2 separate regions of the Homo sapiens genome follow, and region 2 is linked to region 1. Evidence: chromatin contacts called from ENCODE Hi-C or POLR2A ChIA-PET data. All regions are on one chromosome and are shown on one strand. The core of a region is the stretch at or near the end of the contact, and the rest is flanking DNA. Distances in the headings are between cores, read along the strand shown. Region 1 holds the start of UCA1 (urothelial cancer associated 1). Region 2 holds the start of F2RL3 (F2R like thrombin or trypsin receptor 3).

Region 1 (7,052 bases), core at 1,212-3,711:
GTAATGTGGGGTGGGTAGCCCCCGTATTGATTAAAAAGGGGATGGACTTACCCTCCACCGTAAGAGTTACCCGAAGCTCGGCATCTGTGATGGTCCAAGGGGCTTCTGAGGCGATCGGGCAGCATCAGTCTTCAGCCACTAAGCCGAGGAGATCTGGGAAGGAGTCAGCCAGAGAGCTTTGAGCCAGAGCTCCAGGGACCCTAGAAGGGGCTGTGATATTAGTTGGACAGTCCGATTTCCAGTGGGGTCCCGCACAGGTGGGACAGGCTTAGGAGGAATCCCGGGCTGCAGGCATTCCTTGGCCCAGTGGCCAGTTTTGCGGCACTTGAAGCAAGGTCCATGAGATGGTTTTAAAGGAGTGCCTAGAGGCTGTGGTTTGGTTGCTCTGAAGTTTTTGTGTGCTGAAGGCATGGCTGGGGTTTGTCTTACAGCAGAGGCAAGCAATTGCAGCTCTGAAAGACGTTGCTGCTTGGCTGCCTCTTCTCTATTGTTGAACACCTTGAAGGCGAGATTGATTAATTCCTGTTGTGGGGTTTGAGGGCCAGATTCCAATTTTTGAAGCTTTTTTTGTAATGTCAGGAGCTGACTGAGTGATAAAATGCATATTGAGAATAAGATGGCCTTCTGGCCCTTCAGGGTCTAGGGCTGTAAAGTTTCTAAGGGTAGCCACCAAACGGGCCATGAACTGGGCTGGATTTTCATCTTTACCTTGGGTGGCTTCTTAAAGCTTGTCATAATTAACAGCTTTGTATGCTGCCTTTTTCAGCCCTTCAGCTAGGCAAGAGACCATGTAATCTCGCCTAGCTATACCTGGGGAGCCTGTCTGGTATTCCCATCAAGGATCCTCTCAGGGAACTGCCCTGATGCCTTCTTGGAGGTCTGGCTCATGATGCCGGCGGGTGTTAGCGTGAGATTGGGCTAGGGTATAAACTCTTTCCTGCTCATCTGGGGAGAGGGTAGAGGTCAGGATGACATTTAGGTCACTGCAGGTTAAAGTGTAGGACTGAGTCAAATATTGGAATTCCTGTGTATATTTAGTGGGGTCTGATGAGAAAGAGCCCAGACGCTGACTGATTGGGAAAGGTCTGATAGAGAAAAAGGTATATGAACCTTTACTGTGCCCTCAGCTCCAGCCACCTCTCTATGAGGAAATTGTTGGGCAGGTGGGGGAGAGCTAGTCATGGAATGAAACTAAGCCTGACCAAGTTTGAGGAGGGGAGGTGATAGAAGAATTATAAGATGGGGGAGCGGAGGCTGAGGAAGAATTGGGACTTGATTCAGCCTGCCAAGGAGTGGCCTGGGGAGGGGGAGAGAGGTCAGAGGGGTCTGCAGAAAAGGGGGATTCAGGGGACTCTGAGGTTGGGGTAGAGACTGAAGGAACGGACGGGAGAGAAAGAAGAAAAATTTGGGATGAGTCACATTGGGAGCAGAGGCTTGGGAGGGAGCGAAGTGTAAAAAATGCCTGGACGCAAGGCACCTCAGACCATGTGCCCATTTTTTGACAAAAATGATCTAGGTCTTGTAGGATGGAGAAATCAAAAGTGCCGTTTTCTGGCCACTTGGAACCATTGTCAAGTTTATATTGCGGCCAAGCAGTATTGCAGAAGAAAATAAGACGTTTGAGTTTTATATCAGGTGTTAGTTTAAGAGAAGTTTTTAAGTACACAGGCTAAGGGGGAAGAGGGAGGAATGGAGGGCGGAAGATTGCCCAAAGTGAAGGAGGTAAGTTTAAAGAGAGAAGTAGAGACACGGAGAAGGGCGGGGGTGAGCAGCCAAAGCAGGCGTCCCCGCAAATGACTTGCCACCATGGGAATGTGGGTGAATGACCAAGGCAGGCATCCCCAAGGTGATCAGACACCAGTGGAATGTGGGTGAATAATTAGGCAGGCGTCCCCGCAGTGATTAGACACCAAGGGAAGACTGTCTTCCTGAGTCTGTGACCAGCGCCAGAGTTTTGGGTCCACGGATAAAATGTGTCTCCTTTGTCTCTACTAGAGAAGAAAAAGACTGGACAGGGAGATTGGAGGGTAGCGACAGAGGCTGGAGAAAAGAGTGAAGAGACCACTTACCCGATTTGAAATTGGTGAGATGTTCCTTGGGCTGGTCTGAGGACCCGAGGTCGCAGGTGGATCTCTTCACGGAATGAGGGCCAGGACAGGGGGCCGGTCTCACGAAGGAGTCCCCCTGGCCCAGATTTTGGCACCAAGTGTCAAGCATGTCCGTATAGAAGACCACCTAAACAGGCTTTGTGTGAGCAACAAGGCTGTTAATTCACTTGGGTGCAAGTGGGCTGAGTCTGAAAAGAGAGTCAGCGAAGGGAGATAGGAGAGGGGCAGCTTTATAGGGCTGGGGTAGGCTGTGGAAAGTTACAGTTAAAGGTGGTTATCTGTTGTCAGCAGAGGAGGGAGTCACAAGGTGCATGGTGGAGAGATGATGGGACTCATTGTCCAGAAGAATGTCACAGGGTCGATTGATCAGTTGGGGCAGGGCAGGAACACGTCATAATGGTGGAATGTCGTAAGGTGGGTTAATTAGTTAAGGCAGGAATTGGCTGTTTCACTTCCTTGTTTTTCAGCTGCTCCAGACTTCTTGGCTCCTGTAGGCCACCTGGACATATATGTGCAGGTCACAGGGGTTACAATGGCTGAGCTTCGGCTCAGAGGCCTGACAGTTCCCTTTTGGAAACGTTACAGGGTGATGTGACCTCAGCCCACCCTCTTATCTTTTCCTGGTCCTGGGTTTCAGAACTGCCTGGGGCTCATCTGAGATGCCCACAAGCTGCCGGGTCTCTTGGAGGGTCATGAATATCAGCTCCTGGGTCATTTCTTCCCAGAGGACAGCCTGAGATGTGCCTGTGGGGCCTCTCAGGGGAGCCGCCGGGTGCACCCCCTCCCCCTACCTCCCGGGAGGGAGGAGTCCCCTGGTATCTCCCTCCGTCATCTAAAAGGAAACCCCTTAGGACATTTAGCTTTTCTCACCCCAAGCCCAGTTTTCACTTCTTGGAAATACCTCTCTGGTCAGCCACTCAGATGCTGCTATTGAAGGGAAAAGACTGGAATGATCCCTGTCCTTTGAATCCTCTTAGCCTAGTGAAGGGAGAAAACTATGGCTAAGGACAGGAAAACCACCTTCACTGAGGTGACGCAAAAAGCTGAAACGCACACAATGCAGTGTCTTCTGGGAGGGTGGTCACTGAGTATATATGTGAGCAGCACAGGGTTTGGGGCATGTCTGAGGTTATATAGGATGACCTGATCTGACACTTGAGTCAGACTTGCCGGTATTCCAGTTTGCCCTACCCCTCCCTGGGTTTGTCACCTTGAAAATTTTTTTTTCACTTACTTACTTATAATAGAGTCAGGGTCTCACTACATTGCCTAGGCTGACCTCAAACTCCCGGGCTCAAGCGATCTTCCTGCCTCAAACTCCCAAAGTGCTGGGATTACAGGTGTGAGCCACTGCACCCAGCCTGAACCTCAGTTTTTAAAAAATTAAATATCAAATGGATTTTATTAGTAGAGTTTGATAGACAAGATAGAATATATCCAAGGAGGCAAGAAAGAGGTGTATTTCAGAAAAAAAAGAAAAAAGAAAAGAAATGTCTAGCCTTATATTTCATCCATTAATTTTTTTTTTTTTTGAGACAGAGTCTTGATCTGTTGCCCAGCCTGGAGTACAGTGGTGCCATCTCGGCTCACTGCAACCTCCGCCTCCCAGGTTCAAGTGATTCTCCTGCCTCAGCCTCCGGAGTAGCTGGGATTACAGGCACCTGCCACCACACCTGGCTAATTTTTGTATTTTTAGTAGAGATGGTGTTTCACCATGTTTGCCAGGCTGGTCTCGAACTTCTGACCTCAAATGATCCACCGGCTGGCCTCCCAAAGTGCTCGGATTACAGGCATGAGCCACCCATCATCCGATAAAGCTTTTAATTTACATTTTGTCTTACCCAGATGGCGTGTGATACATTTCTCATATTTGTTCTTTTCTTTTGGGTGATTTCAAATGGAATTCCAGGGCTTAGCCTTGAGAAGGCTACTGGGGCTGAGAATCTCAGCAAAGTAAGGAAAATCACTCTTCCATTATGGCTGCAGCGAAATGAATACATTTCCACAATAAAGTGTCATAGTTAAATTGGTAAATTACAAAGATTCATTAAAACATCCATTTTTCTCCTTTCCAGAGTGAGAACTTGTGACGGTGAATAACTCTTCTCTTTCCTGGTACCTGGACTTCAGAGATTAATACAAAACCCTGTGGGTCAGGACTTGGCAACACCAAGAAGCATTCAAATATAATGATTTATTCAACTGTGTATTGTCATGGAAATAATAATTAAATGGCACATCTTTGTTGTCTGAAAGGGATAGATACTTGTGCTTCTCTTGTTGAGCTATATAAAATACAAGCGCCTTACAATTTGTCTTCCCTGCCTATCTATATGGACACTGAGTTTGAGGGATTTTGTTGGTTTCTTCAAACGCTGAGTATTTTCTTTTAAAAGTAAGTGAATTATCTTGACTCGAGAGCCGAAACCCTCACACAGTGACTTCATGTTAAGGCGACTCTTGAAAAAGCATCTCAGCTGGGCGTGGTGGCTCACGCCTGTAATCCCAGCTCTTTGGGAGGCCAAGACGGGTAGATCACTTGAAGTCAGGAGTTCAAGACCAGCCTGAGTAACATGGCAAAACTCTGTCTCTACTAAAAATACAAAAATTAGCTGGGCGTGGTGGCAGAAACCTGTAATCCCAGCTACTCAGGAGGCTGAGGCAGGAGAATTGCTTGAATCCCAGGGCGGGCAGAGGTTGGAGTGACCTGAGATCACGACGTCACTGCCTCCAGCCTGGGCGATAGAGCAAGACTCAGTCTCAAAAAAAAAAAAAAAAAAAAAAAAAAGAAAGAAAAAGAAAAAACACCTCAAAGGTTAGGAATGATTCTTTCACAGGGAGGAGCAAACAAGATTAGAGAGAAGGTGATGGTGGTGGTGGTGGTGGTTGGCAGGGAGATGACAGAGACCAGAAGAAAGCTTTATCCTAAGGTCTGCCTCTTCTTCGGAGGGAAATAAAGAAGGCCTTGTATTTTGGCTAAGGGTGGGTTAAACATTTGCCTTAGGTTTAAAAAAAATTAAAACAAATTTAAAGATCTACTTAGCTTTTATTCGCAATTCCTGAACCGAAGAAGCATCCCATTCTATAAAATAGAATAAGAACTCCTGCTTTGTATAATGGAATAGGTGATTCTTGTAAGAGGAACAACAAAACAGAACAATTTAAAAAATCATTAGGTTCCTTTTTTGTAAGCGGCCTTATTATATATTATGCCAGCTCAGGTTGGCTGGGTTTTATTTTTGTTTTTTTTATTGGTTGCTGTGACTCTCCTGCTCTCAGGAAAAACTGGTGCATTTGAGGATTTGCCTCCTTCCTTAAAGGTTCAGTTTGATTATGTGGTACTTAGCCTGAGTGACTCCATTTTGGTTTGTTCTGGTCTGCTGGGGCCTAGTGCAGGAGCTCAGTCCAAAACAGTGGCCTCTCATAAGTTTTGTTTAACACTTTCTTCTAAGAGTTGTTTGGTTTGAGCTGGTCCCTTTAAGTCTTTAATCCATTTTTATTTCATTTTTCTATGTTATATAAATTATGGGTCCAACTTTATTTTTTCACATGTGGCTATCCAGTTTTCCCAGCACCATTTTTTAAAATAGAGCAGCCTTTTTCCATTGCATTATCTAAGCATTCTTGTCAAAAATCACTTTACCATATATATATGGGTATCTTTCTTGGCCCCTGTATCTATTCCAGTGATGTATATCTCTGTCTTTAGGCCAGTACCACACTGTTTTGATTCCTGTACCTTGGAGTATTTATTTGAGGATTGTTGCGTCAATAATCATAAGGGATATTTGCAAATCAAATATTGTATCATTGTCTTTATTGTCAGCACAATTTCAGGGCCTCAAGGAATAAACTAGGATATGTTCCTACCTCCTAAAGTTTTTGGAAGAGTTTGAGGAGAATTGGTGTTAATCTTCCTGAAGTGTTTGGTCTGTTTCATCGCTGAAACTGTATGGTGCTGGGCTTTTGTGAGTTGAGGGGTTTTGATTACTGCATCAATCTCCTTATTAGTTGTAGATCTGCTCCAATTTTTTCTTTCTTTTTTTTGAGACGGAGTCTTGCTCTGTCTCCCAGGCTGGAGTGCAGTGGTGCGATCTTGGCTCACTGCAAGCTCCGCCTCCAGGGTTCATGCCATTCTCCTGCCTCAGCCTCCCGAGTAGCTGGGACTACAGGCGCCCGACACCACGCCCAGCTAATTTTTTTGTATTTTTAGTAGAGACGGGGTTTCACCGTGTTAGCCAGGATAGTCTCGATGTCCTGACTTGTGATCCGCCTGCCTCAGCCTCCCGAAGTGCTGGGATTACAGGCATGAGCCACTGCGCCTGGCCCAATTTTTTCTTTCTTTATGACTTAGTCCTATGTTGTGTGTTTCTAGAAATATGCCAACTTCATCAATGTTGTTCAGCTTGTATGTGTGCCCGTAGTGACTTCGTAAATGTGGCATAAGGCATGCAGCTGTCTCACTTGTTTTCTGCTGTTGTAATACAGAAGCCCTCTTGAAGTGGCAGTAAGGTGTGGGGTGTGGGGAAGCATTCCATTGACCTATGCTTTGGCCTCATTTTTTGGAATCCTGTGTTTCTGGGTTGTAGCTTTCTTAAGTACTTCTCATTCTCACCCTTCCCTAGTTGTGGCAGGGAGATTGAAGTGGGTGGAATTGGGTATTTCTCTTGCTTCAGGAGGTCAGCTCTGCCAGCATCCCAGTTGGTAGGCTTTGGGAAATAGTTTCTTTTGAAGGCAGGAGATGTTAAGAAGAATAGCATTCTCTGGGCATATTTCAAAATGGCTAATCTTTCACATCTTCTGCCAAAAGCAGGAAGCAGTTTTTCTCTCATCTTCACTGGAAGAGCTGGTAGGATTTCTGGAGGTGCATGTCACTAATTAGTGGGGACCCCTTAGGTCTGGGCCTCCTGGCATTTTTAACTCTCAAATTGTCCACACTATCTC
Region 2 (7,052 bases), core at 1,864-4,363, 1.1 Mb before region 1:
GAGCCAGAGATGCTGGCAGGGCCCAGGAAGCAGAGTTTGATCCTGTTTCAGATTCCTGGGCTGCCCTGACAAAGTGCCACATGCCAGGCAGCTTAAAACAATGAGAGTTTATTGTCTCACAGTTCTGCAGGCCAGAAGTCCAGGGTCAAGGTGGTGGCAGGGCTGGTTCCCTCTGGAGGCTGTGAGGGAGAGCCCGTCCCAGGCCTGTCTCCTGGCTGCTGGTGGCTGTTGGCTGTGCTTGGCATCGTGGCATCCCTTAGTTTGTGTCCGTCCGCATCACTCCCATCTCTGCCTCTGCCGCCACATGGCTTTCTTCTCTGTGTGTCTCTGTGTCCTCTCCTCTTCTCTTTTTTTTGGAGACAGAGTCGCTCTTTCGCCCAGGCTGGAGTGCAGTGGCACCATCTCAGCTGACCGCAACCTCCGCCTCCCAGGTTCAAGCGATTCTCCTGACTCAGCCTCCCCAGTAGCTGGGTGGGCACCTCCCCAGTACAGGTGCCCACCACCACGCCTGGCTAATTTTTGTATTTTTGGTAGAGATAGGATTTCACCATGTTAGCCAGGCTGGTCTTGAACTCCTGGCCTCAGATGATCTGCCCACCTCGGCCTTCCAAAGTGCTGGGATTGCAGGTGTGAGCCACCACACCCACTATCTCTCGTCTTCTTTTTTTAATTTTAGTTTGTTTATTTTTGAGACAAGGTCTTGCTCTGTTGCCCAGGCTGGAGTGCAGTGGTACAATCATAGCTCACTGCAACCACAACCTCCCAGGCTCAAGTGATCCTCCCGCCTGTGCCTCTTGAGTGGCTGGGACTATAGGCGCATGCCACAATGCCTGGTTCATTAAAAAATTTTTTTGTGTGTAGAGATGGGATCCCCCTATGTTGCCCAGGCTGGTCCCAAACTCCTGGCTTCAAGCAATCCTCCATCTTGGCCTCCCAGAGTGCTGAGATTATAGGCGTGAGCCACTGCACCTGGCCGTCACTTTTCGTCTTTTTAAAATTGAATTAAATTAATTAATTAATTAATTTAGAGACAGGCTCTCTGTCACGCAGGCTGGAGTCCAGTGGCGCAATCTCGGCTCACTGCAACCTCTGCCTCCCAGGTTCAAGCGATCCTTCTGCCTCAGTCTCCTGAGTAGCTGGGATTACAGGCGCCAGCCACCAAGCCCAGCTAATTTTTGTATTTTTGGTAGAGATGGGGTTTTACCATGTTGCTCAGGCTGGTGTTGAACTCCTGGGCTCAAGTGATCCATCCGCCTTGGCCTCTTAAAGTGCTGGGATTACAGGCGTGAGCCACCAGGCCTGGCCTCTCCTTATCTTATGAGGACACCACCCACACTGGATGTAAGGCCCACCCTTCTCCAAAGTGACCTCCGCTAGTGACAGTTGTAACAACCCTATTTCCAAATAAGGTCACATTCTGAGGTCCCAGGAAGGACGTGAAGTGGGGGAAGGGACCCTGTTCGACCCAGTACAGCCTTCCCCACTTTGTGTCACTGGAGCAAAGAGGAGTGGGTGCCCATGCCCCGGCTGCCCCCTTCCGCAGAGGCCTTGGAGGCCACGGTGTCCCCCGGCGACCGTTGGAAGAGCCCTGCCCGCACCTTGTCCCTGAACTCGGCCGACACGTAGTAGTAGATGAAGGGATCCACGCAGCTGTTGAGGGTGCTCAGCGCCAGGCTGGGCACGTAGGCACCATAGAGGTTGCCCCAGGCGCTGGGGCTCGGGTCCGAGTAATGCAGCAGCAGCAGCAGGTTGCTGGGCACGAAGAAGGCCACGGCGGAGGCCAGCACCACTGCGGTCAGCCTCAGCGCGTGGCCGTAGCGCCGGCCGCTGGCCGCCAGCGTGTGCAGGGTGGCCCCGTAGCACAGCAGCATGGCCAGCAGGGGCAGGAAACAGCCCAACAGCGCCAGGCAGGTGAAGGCCGGTTGCCAGTGGGAGGCCTGTGCGTCCAGGGGCAGCGCGTCATGGCAGAGCACGCGATCGGAGCGCGCCAGCCGGAAGGTCTGCCGCTGCAGTGTCAGGGGCAGTGCCAGGGCGGCCGCCATGAGCCAAGCAGCCATGCAGAGTCCAAGGGCCAGGCGCCGGCCACGCAGGGCGCGGGCCCGCAGCGGGTGCACCAGGGCCAGGTAGCGATCCAGGCTGACGGCGGCCAGCAGCAGCACTGAGCCATACATGTGACCATAGAGTGCGGCCGTGGCCAGGCGGCAGGCGGCCTCCCCGAAGGGCCAGCGCTGGCCACGCAGGTGGTAGGCGATCCGCGGGGGCAGCGCCAGGGCCAGCAGGAGGTCAGCAGCCGCGAGGTTCATCAGCAGCATGGTGGAGGGCAGCCGAGGTGCCTGCGTGGCCAGCACCCACAGCGCCAGCCCATTGGCCGGCAGCCCCACCACCAGGACCAGCCCATAGAGGGCGGGCACCAGCCTGGTGGGCACCCAGCCCAGAAGCAGTGCCCGTGAGCTGTCCGGGAGCTCCAGGGTGTCACTGTCATTGGCACAGACTTGGCCTGGGTAGCCGCGGGGGGCAGGCAGGATTGAGGGCGTGCTGTCTGGGAGAGAGAGGGGACCTCAGTCAGCCCCTGCCTCGGCAGGTGACGAGAAGCAGCAGGGAGGGAGGTGCTCAGAGCCTGGGGTCTGCCCTGGTGGGAAACAGCTGGACATGACACTCAAGGGAATAGCCCAGCCCTATGGGGTCAGAGACGGGATACAGAGTGGGCTGGGCTGAAGCCCGCAACTTCCCGGCCTCCCCCTCCCCAGCTCCGGGCCCCCAGCTCCATCTCTGATGTAACCCCATCTCTGCACCCCAAAGCCAGGACCACTCACCATCACCACCTCCGGTGCTCCCGCTCTCGTCGTAGACGCTGGGGGTCTGGGTGCCGCCAGACAGGCTGAACCCCAGCACCAGGGGCCACAGGAGCAGTCGCCCCCACATGACTGCACTCAGGCTGCTCTGGGCTGTGGCCTCAGGCTTCCTGCCTCGCCGGACCCTGAGCCCCAGCTTCTGGAGCCGAGGCGGACGAGCAGATCGCGCCGGTAGAGATAAACCAGGAAGGCTGCCCCTGCCCCCGCAGACCCACCAGGGCCGCTTGCCAGCCAGCCCGTGGGAGGACTGGAGTGTGGGTTATGGAGACCGGGCTGCCCCACGTGGCTATATCCAGTGTGGCGCCTCCCAGGGACCCAGGTGCCAGGCCAGCAAGATGCAGGGGGGGGGGTCCCAGCTGCAGCCAGCACCCCCGGTCCCTGACCAGCCCAGGAAGCATCTGCGGTTCAAGTGGCCACTTCCTGCCAGCCGCTCACATCTGCAGCCACTGTTCTCACGACAGCCCTGTCCTCACCCCAATCCCCACGCCCATCACGGGCTCTGGGCCTTTCCTGAAGTCACCCCCCGACTTCCTATCTCTGGTGAGCAGGATAAGAAGAGCCCTGCTAGGCCAGGCACGGTGGCTCACGGCTGTAATCCCAACATTTTGGGAGGCCAAGGCAGGCAAATCACCTGAGGTTGGGAGTTTGAGACCGGCCTGACCAACATGGAGAAACCCCATCTCTCATAAAAATACAAAAATTAGCTGGGCTTGGTGGCAGATGCCTGTGGTCCCAGCTACTCAGGAGGCTGAGGTGGGAGAATTGCTTGAACCCAGGAGGTGGAGGTTGCAGTGAGCCGAGATCTTGCCACTGCACTCCAGCCTGGGCAACAGAGCGAGACTCGGCAAAAAAAAAAAAAAAAACCAAGGATGGGCGCCTCCCAGAGGGTAATAGCGAGGGTCCCTTCAGACCCCCAGAGCAGCACGAGCCCAGCGTCAGGGACTCTGGCTGAACCTCGAGAGCCCCTCAGCATCCTCGGCTGACCCCATACTCACAAGGCACCCCTGTATGAGTGCCTCACTTCACTCTTGCCCAGGGGACACACGGGCATCTGTAGGGGAGACAGTGATGCTGGGGACAGCACCTGCCGAGGACCGGGGGGACTTCGGGGTGTGTGGCTCGCCTGCTCTGACCTCTGACCCTGAGTGAGGTGGCCAGGTTGAAGGGTCCCCAAGCCAGCCTCCAGGGGGCCTCCCTCCTCTAGCCCCAGCACATCCCCACTCCTGGGTACCATTGGATGGGGGCTCATCGGGCAGATGAAGAAACTGAAGCTCGGGGGGGTACCCCTTCCCTCTTCTGCACAAGGCCCCTCAGTGTTGTCCCTCCCTGCCTCAGAGAGGCCTCAACCCGTCGTGCCCTGGGGGAGTCTGGTATGGGTGGTTCTGGCCCCAGTGTGCTCAGCGCTGGGCTACAGGGGATGGGGGACAGGGCTTGGGGGGGTCTGGGAGCAGGAGGGCCTAGTTGGGAGCCATGAGGATTGGGGAAAATAAAATGAACTAGGGATGGGGGAGGGAGGGGTCCAATGTGGCCGTTTCCTGCCTGGGGGAGCCCTAATCTCATCACACACTTGAGCACTCGGGGATCAGCCAGGAAGTGACTGAGCAGAGTCTTGGACAGAGTCAACACCCAGCTCCAGGAGGAGACACTGAAGCCTGGAGAGAGAGTCTAGCTGGGGCAGGGTCTCAGAGGCCCTGCTCCCATTTCTGGGCAGTTTCCATGGCCACCAATGAGAAAATCAGCTTCACGTCAATGACTTGGGGAAAAAGGTGGCTGAGGACACCCTCAGCACACGGAAAACCCACGCCTGGGCTCCCCCCTCCACCGTCTTCTCTGTGAGCAGAGTGGGAAGCTGTGCAGGGGAGGCTGGGCACACCGGCAGTCCAGTGATGCTGGGGCAGGGTGGTTTGAAGATGATGCATCAAAATAGTGATGCACGACCGGGCGCAATGGCTCACGCCTGTAATCCCAGCACTTTGGGAGGCCAGGTGGGTGGATCACGAGGTCAAGAGATCGAGACCGTCCTGGCCAACATGGTGAAAACCCGTCTCTACTAAAAATACAAAAATTAGCCAGACATGGTGGCGCACGTCTGTAGTCCTAGCTCCTCAGGAGGCTGAGGCAGGAAAATCTCTTGAACCCAGGACGCAGGGGTTACAGTGAGCTGAGATCACACCACTGCACTCCAGCCTGGGCAACGGAGCGAGACTCCGACTCAAAAAAAAAAAAAAAAAAAAAAAAAAGCCAGGCACAGTGGCTCACACCTGTAATCCCAGCACTTTGGGAGGCAGAGGCGGGTGGATCACCTGAGGTTGGGAGTTCGAGACCAGCCTGACTAACATGGAGAAACCCCATCTCTAGTAAAAATACAAAATTAGCTAGGCATGGTGACATATGCCTGTAATCCCAGCTGCTCGGGAGGCGAGGCAGGAGAATCACTTGAACATGGGAGGCAAAGGTTGCAGTGAGCCGAGATTGCATCATTGCACTCCAGCCTCACTCCAGCCTGGGCAACAAGAGTGAAACGCGTCTCAAAAAAAAAAAAAAAACATAGTGACGCACATGCCCTTATACTCAAGGGTTCCATGTCTAGGAATTTCTGCCAGACACACGCACAGGAAGATGTCCTTGGGAGGATATCCACACAGCAGCACAAAGCAGGGAGGTGCCCGCCAACAGCCCCTCCCCGGGAACAACACGGCAGCACAGGCTGTCGGGGGAACCCCAGCAAGCAGAGGTGACGATGACATTGCCCCTGTCAGGCACAAGCTGTACCCAGGCGACACTGCCCAGGTACTTCCCGGAGGACGCTGGGCGCGACAGCTTTGGAGGAGAGGAAACCATGTGTCTGTTTTGTACTGTTGGAGTTTTCTGTGCACTGTGTTACTTTCCATAAAAACTTTTTTTTTTTTTAAGATGGAGTCTCGATCAGTCGCCCAGGCTGGAGTGCAATGGCGCAATCTCAGCTCACTGCAACCTCTGCTTCCTGGATTCAAGCAATTCTCCTGCCTCAGCCTCCCCAGCAGCAGGGATTACAGGCGCCTGCCACTATGCCCGGCTAATTTTGTGTATTTTTAGTAGAGGCGGAGTTTCGTCGTGTTGGCCAGGCTGGTCTCAAACTCCTGACCTCAGGTGACCCACCTGCCTCAGCCTCCCAAAGCACTAGGATTATAGGCATGAGCCACTGCACCTGGCCAAAATATTTTTTATTTAGAGATGGAGGTTCGCTCTTGTTGCCCAGGCTGAAGGTGCAATGGTGCCATTTCGGCTCACTGCAACCTCTGCTTCCTGGATTCAAGCGATTCTCCTGCTTCAGCCTCCCGAGCAGCTGGGATTATAGGCACCCGCCACCATGCCTGGCTAATTTTTGTATTTTTGGTAGAAACGAGGTTTCATCATGTTGGCCAGGCAGGTCTCAAACTCCTGACCTCAGGTGATCCACCCGCCTCAGCCTCCCGAAGTGCTGGGATTACAGGCGTGAGCCACCACGCCCGGCCAAAATCTTATTTTCTTAAAAAGGGCAGACAGCCAGGCCGGGCTGTTTCAGAGTGGTGGCTCATGCCTGTAATCCCAGTGCTTTGGGAGGCCGAGGTAGAGGGATCGCTTGGGCTCAGGAGTTCAAGACCAGCCTGGGCAACATAGTGAAATCTTGTCTCTACAAAAAATCAAAAAATGAGGTGGGAAGATTGCTTGAGCCCAGGAGGTCGAGGCTGCAGTGAGCTGTGATTGCACCACTGCACTCCCACCCGGGTGACAGAGTGAAACTCTGCCAAAAAAAAAAAAAAAAAAAAAAAAAAAGGCAGCCTTAAAAAGTAAGGGAATTCTGACATATGCTACATTGTGGATGAATCTTGAGGACATTATGCTGAGGGAAATAAGCCGGTCACGGAAAGACAAATCCTGAGTCATTCCACTCATGGGAGGTCCCTGGAGTGGTCACCTCCATAGAGACAGGAAGTAGAATGGGTTGGGGGGTGCCAGAGGCTGGGGGAGGGGGATTGGGGAGTGAGTGCTTAAGGCCACAGTGTTTCAGTTTTGCAAGATGGAAGAGTTCTGGGCTGGGTGAGGTGGTTCACGCCTGTAATCCCTGCACTTTGGGAGGCCAAGGCAGGTGGATCACTTGAGGTCAGGGGTTCGAGGCCAGCCTGGGCCACAAAGTGAGACACCCCCCCAACCATCTCTACAAAAAAATACAAAAATTAG

The links. Hi-C counts contacts between places; a loop is a spot of excess contacts on that map. ChIA-PET counts read pairs that join two places held with the same protein, here RNA polymerase II (POLR2A). Pooled maps may share reads with other maps.
Region 2: a loop to region 1 is called in a map with no recorded cell type, with 4 times the contacts of the local background. The contact joins the promoter of F2RL3 here to the promoter of UCA1 in region 1. A Hi-C loop is called at or near these places in 2 of 37 single-sample maps with no recorded cell type and 10 of 50 pooled maps. POLR2A ChIA-PET finds 5 or more read pairs at or near these places in 1 of 52 experiments (Caco-2).

Annotation. Positions count from the first base shown.
Region 1 is chr19:15,824,356-15,831,407 of GRCh38, reverse strand. It overlaps UCA1 (urothelial cancer associated 1), which reads right to left and starts at 2,461. Exons shown (of 3, transcript NR_015379.3): 1 at 2,070-2,461; 2 at 52-153. LOC124900418 (collagen alpha-1(I) chain-like) reads right to left here and starts at 2,461. Exons shown (of 3, transcript XM_047439793.1): 1 at 2,070-2,461; 2 at 52-153. RefSeq lists an enhancer at 2,018-3,217.
Region 2 is chr19:16,885,060-16,892,111 of GRCh38, reverse strand. F2RL3 (F2R like thrombin or trypsin receptor 3) reads right to left here and starts at 3,113. Exons shown (of 2, transcript NM_003950.4): 1 at 2,814-3,113; 2 at 1-2,539. The coding sequence starts at 2,922. The coding sequence ends at 1,491. RefSeq lists enhancers at 1,839-2,438, 5,529-6,029.